Linked DNA regions of Homo sapiens: region 2 is linked to region 1. Evidence: chromatin contacts called from ENCODE Hi-C data. All regions are on one chromosome and are shown on one strand. The core of a region is the stretch at or near the end of the contact, and the rest is flanking DNA. Distances in the headings are between cores, read along the strand shown.

What was found. Hi-C counts contacts between places; a loop is a spot of excess contacts on that map. Pooled maps may share reads with other maps.
Region 2: a loop to region 1 is called in a map of A673, with 2.1 times the contacts of the local background. The contact joins two enhancer-like sites. A Hi-C loop is called at or near these places in 1 of 168 maps with a recorded cell type or tissue (A673), 5 of 37 single-sample maps with no recorded cell type and 4 of 50 pooled maps.

The regions. Positions count from the first base shown.
Region 1 is chr13:43,306,560-43,309,259 of GRCh38, reverse strand. The region is part of intron 11 of ENOX1 (ecto-NOX disulfide-thiol exchanger 1); the gene reads left to right. Among named protein-coding and RNA genes, the nearest start is that of ENOX1-AS2, 140 kb to the left of the region's middle. Within about 2 kb of position 1,284, at least 11 of the 41 ENCODE cell types and tissues checked have a DNase peak (open chromatin) inside an H3K27ac peak, as active enhancers do.
Region 2 is chr13:43,387,556-43,390,255 of GRCh38, reverse strand. All of the region lies in intron 5 of ENOX1 (ecto-NOX disulfide-thiol exchanger 1), which reads left to right. Among named protein-coding and RNA genes, the nearest start is that of ENOX1-AS2, 60 kb to the left of the region's middle. Within about 2 kb of position 1,340, at least 4 of the 41 ENCODE cell types and tissues checked have a DNase peak (open chromatin) inside an H3K27ac peak, as active enhancers do.

The sequences.
Region 1 (2,700 bases), core at 35-2,534:
ATTTGAGGTCAAGAGTTCCAGACCAGCCTGGCCAGCATAGTGAAACCCTGTCTCTACTAAAAATACAAAAATTAGCCAGGTGTGGTGGCACACACCTGTAATCCCAGCTAGATGGGAGGCTGAGGCAGGAGAATCGTGTAAGCCCGGGAGGCAGAGGTTGCAGCGAGCCAAGGTCACACCACTGCACTCCAGCCTGGGTGACAGCGAGACTCTGGAAAAAAAAAAAAAAAAAAAGTAACTTTGAGCAGATGAGGTCAGAGGGCCCTTGAAGTACCTTGGTTTTATTTCTGGCATGGCTTGGCAAATAATATCCCTTCACCAAGCCTCAGCTTTCTCAGCAATGACATGAGGCTCATCCTGAGAGTTCCTCAATAAGACTGTGAGAAATAAACAATTAAGGGATTCTGTGGCATTTTGCAAATACCAGGCACTGTGGCAATGTGGAGAGTTGATGCTGGTGTAGAGCAGAAGGTGTGAATGTGTGGTTCACAGCCCCGTCTGCACATGAGAATCACCTGGGAAACTTTATACACATACCAATGGCCGCAGGTTAATGCCCAGGCATCGGTGTTATTAAAACAGTCCCCAGGTGATTCGCTGCACAAAGGATTGAAAACCACTGGCCTGTAATGTGAGGATGATGGCTGTCATATAGTGCTTAACTGGCACCTCAGCACTTGCAAAGGCTTTTTAAGGAGGCACTGGTAAGAATAAAATATTGCTACCTGAAAAATTATACTCACCAGAAATGCAAAACAAATCATTTTAATGAACAAAGCAGAAACTTTTTTTGTGAGGATGTGAGAAAGGTTACCTCTTTTCCCACCTATTAGGTGGGAAAGAAGGACAAAACGGGTTGAGGTGAGGTAAAGTAATGTGGGAATGAGAAGAAAACAAAAATGGAGTAAAGTATAAAAATCTGTAGTGGACAGGAAGTGACTGACATAGGCAATGATAAAGGAGCAAAGAAAGGAGAAGTGAGAGGGAGGTAGTTTAAGTGGAGCGTGTGAGACCCAGGTGGAGAAGTCCCCTCACAGGTCTGTGTCGGGCACATTTGGAGTATCCTCTGGTTCACTGGAAAAAAGGGCGGCTTGAAAAGGGAGGGCAAAGTGTGGAGGGTGGCCTGATATGAGTGGTGATGCAAGCCAAGGACAGAGTCTCTGCCTTTCTCTACCTCTAGGAGAATAGACAGGAACTGTTTGCTCATCCGTCAGCAGTGAGAGAGGGAAGCAGGCATGCCTGGCCACTCGCCAAGGAGAAAAGCCTCTGCGAATCTAGAGACTGGTGTGGTAAGCATGTGTACATGGGAGGGGCCTCCTCTCCCACAGTGAAAAGGCTGTTCCCGGGGCCCGGTCAAGGGCAATTAGTTCCAGAGGTTCAGCCTGGCCTCTCCTGGGTGCAAGCCACAAGCCTGCCATAGCAGAAACTTTCTCCAGACATATGGCTGCAAAGAAAAGTAATGCACAACAACATCGAGCAGTTGAGGACAATGTGTTTTGGAGACACTGCCTGTAGGATTTACGCAAGCATTCAGTCACAGTGTCATTCCTGGAGAGGCAGGAGGTAGCATTCAGCAAGGAGCAGGCCGATAGGTTAATGGAATGTGAGAAGACATGGCAGAGGCAGAGAAGCCCAGAAGGCTGTGTTGGGTTGTAAAAGCAGGAGAGAAGGTCCTTTCAGCTGTTGGAAAAGGCTGAAAGAAAGCAAATATGAAAAACTAATGAAAGAAATCTAAGACTAGAAGAAAGTCATGAAGAAAGCATTAGGAAGTGGGGACCTGGTCCCTAAAGGCCAGGGAGGTGGCTCTAAAATGTTGGCATGCATCAGAATCACCCTAGAAACTTGCTGAAAGGCACATCCCTGGGCCCCATTCCAGAATCTCAGATTCGTAACATCTGGGATGAGTCCCAGGTTTCTCATTTAAGAGATACCAAAGTGGTACAGATACCTCAAGATGCCAGCTACCTGTTCATACTGGGTCCTCCCACCTTGGTTATACATTTAGAGAGGATGCAGATACTTTCTATCCTATTGCCAGACACAAGTAAGTGTTCATAAGTCAATTTCAATGTTGGTAATGAGAACAGTGGGGAGGAGGAGGCTCAGAGACAGCCCAAGCAGAGTCATTGCCCAAGCATAAAAGTGAAGTCTTGGTGCCCACTTACTAGTCTGGATAGTTAGGGTTTACCTAAGGCGGAAGTAACTTTCAAAAAAAGTTTTCTGTTCAACCCATTATTGCAAGTATTTGGCACTATAAAATAAAAACTTTACAAAAAAAGATGCTACTCCTTGCAAAGAGCAATGCATAGAACTGAGAAGATATACTTTAGGTTTGAGCTGGCCATCATTTCACATTTCATAGTGTGGATGTGTTTTATATGGTAGAAGCACCAATTCAAATACTAATATAACTGTGTGTGTGCGTGTGTGTGTTTCTATGTAGAGGGTAGAGCAGGAGAGGGGAAATACACTTCTTAAGGGGAAAGTTTCTTGATGAAAATTAGAAATGACCACTTGTTAAAAAGGAAGGACATTTGTAAGATGGGAGGAAAAAGAGATCACTGCTTTTATACTGTAGATTGGTGAGAAAATGAGAGGAGTTGTTTTGGAGGGAAGGATTGCTGTTTAAAGTTTCTGTCTTTGGCCAAGACCAACTACTGTCAGTTAGGATGAAGTCACACAGAGCCAAGCCCATGGTGG
Region 2 (2,700 bases), core at 91-2,590, 81 kb before region 1:
TATATGCCATGATTTCATATCTTTGTGCCGTAACTCATTCTAAATATTTACTTTAGCTAATTAATTGATTATTGTGAAACTGACTGAAGGCTGCTTGGCTTTTAGAAATGATGAGAATGATTATTTCTCCTGCTGTGAAATAATGCCGCACCTCCCCCATTCAAACGTGTTCTCCAAGTATATACAACACATGTAGATAATAGACCTCTCATAATCCTTACCTCGTTTTCAGCACTCACACTGTATCTTATATTTGCACATAAGTTATTTGTTCTTTCATACAGGCTAGGTCAGAAGACCAAAAAATTTTTTTTGTTCTCCCCTTCTCCCCCTCTGTCAAGTGTAGTAGAAGCAGTGTTATCATCTCCAGGGAAGAATAGGACAGCCATTGTTTCCGTAGACCCTACTGTCTTGGCTCCATGAAATGGGGTTCTATATCTAAATCAAGAGATATTTTCACTTAAACAAGATGACTGTATTTAGCCTTGTGAAATTCCAACCAGTTGCATCATGATTTTTCAGGCATATGAACTTAGGGCTAGAGAAAGTTAAATTCCTTTACCTCTTTGACCTTCAGTTTCCTCATTAGAAAATGGGACTATCAATAATATCTATCTTTCTTTCTTCCTTTTCTTTCAAAGATCATATGTATTGTGGATAATGTCATTTTTAAAAAAGGAAATAAGGAGATGTTTTGGAGTCAGTAAAGCCCTCTACGTGGATTAAGTATTTTAACTGTTGATCCCTTCTCAGCGTTTCTGGAGCTGATTCAGAGGAATGCATATTTTAAATTTTGATATTTCCAAAATTGCCCTGTATAAAATTTAAACCCATTTTACACTCACACCAACAGGGGCTATTTAAAATAATTTTAACTTTTACTAACTCCATGGGTGAATGATATCACACATCTGCTTCCATTACTTTGACTACTCTGTTGGTAGTCTTTGAGCTGTTTCCAGTTTTTCAATAGTATCAATAACTCTGCAGTTAGTATCTTTGACTTCTTATTTCCCATTTGGACTATTTCTTTAAGGTCAATTGCCAGGTCAACAGATGACATGGTCGTTTAGTTACTGTTGAGACATCACAAAATTACTTCCAAAAGAGTGTTTCTAGTTATATGCTTATCAACAGAGACACTTACTTGAATGTTTGCTATTTAGTTTCCCTGCTAAATCTGGGTGTAATTAAAATTACTTTTGTTATTTAGTAAGTTAATTTTGTTAATTTAGTAAAAGATGCTGCCTTCTTATTGCCCAAGAACTATAACTTTAAGGGCCTCCTGATGATACCACAGCCAGATGGAAGCCTGGCAGTGGCACCAGTGGTTTTTTTTCTGTTCTTTTCACCTGCTAGTTAATAATTAGGCAGTGTTTCCAGACTCACAGTTGGATAAGATTGAACAGCTCTTGTTCAGCTGTTAATGATTCAGAGACACCTTCCTCTGCCTCTCCACCTATCAAAATTTTACCAGCTCCTCCAAGGGCAGCCTCAAGTCCCACTTCATTCTAATAGCCTTCCCTGGTAGCTCTGGCCAATTTCAGAGATGCTCTCTCCTACCCACCCGAGGGCAGTTACTGCTTTTACCTTAGGATTTGACCCTGGCCTGTAGTCAATTTGTTCCCATTATTTGCTCTGCTGATAGGATTTTGTGAAATGGATACACTCCACATCCCAGGTGGTGTTAACATCATGCCTTTTCTCTTTAGTAGGTTTCACTGTTTATGAGCAGAGACACTTCCTAGTGCAGTGCTAGCCACATATAGGTGCATGATTAATACTGTCAGTCATGTTGAACTGAGTTGTCAAACAGGTTTTACCCCAAAGAGTAATGGAGTACAAAGAAACACTGTACTCTCCCCTCACAAGTCATTTTTAGAACTCTGAACAGGCAAACCAAATTTATTAATATAGGTGGCTTTAAGATATTACTTTTTTCATATTGTTCTGATTTGCTCGTTGGGTATCTTTCCCTAATGGTCTTTTCCTGTTTAGTCTTCTGGCTTATTCCACTGAGCAAGATAAATTTCTCTTCAAACAAAATAACTTAAGCATCCTCATGCAATGGGTTGAGTTTCTTTCTATTTAGATCATGTCTCTTAAGTGACACCAATCTGGCAGGCTTCATTGTTGTTACTGACTCTGTCTCTAACGTTAGCATTTTCCAACTCTGCTATTTTCAGAATAGACCTGTTCATGTCATTCATGTGTTTTTATTAGTAACCTCCGGTTTCATTGACATACTGAGCTTCTCCAGCTGGGGAAAAGCTTCCACCCACCTATGGTTAACTTTTCCTGAGCAGTCTGAAGTACTTCCAAACATTAATATCCAATTTTACCTCCTATACTGCAATTTCTATGCCACTGATTCTCTAGTATGAATCCTTGTCAAATGTTCGAAAACACCAGTTATGTATATGTCTGTCTATGTTTTTGCATATGTATCTATAAATGTTTATATATGTATATATATGTATTTACATATGTATATATGTGTGCATTTACATATTTATATGTTTATGCATATATGTGTATATATGTTTATATATGTGTGTGTGTGCATGTGTATGTTTATATATCTCCTCTAGCAATCAGAATAAAATTAAAACTACAGAGATTTTTAAACCTTTCTTTTTCACCTTTCAACACTTTTAAATGACTGTTCAAGCAGAAAGTCAATAGGCATAAAAGACAGTA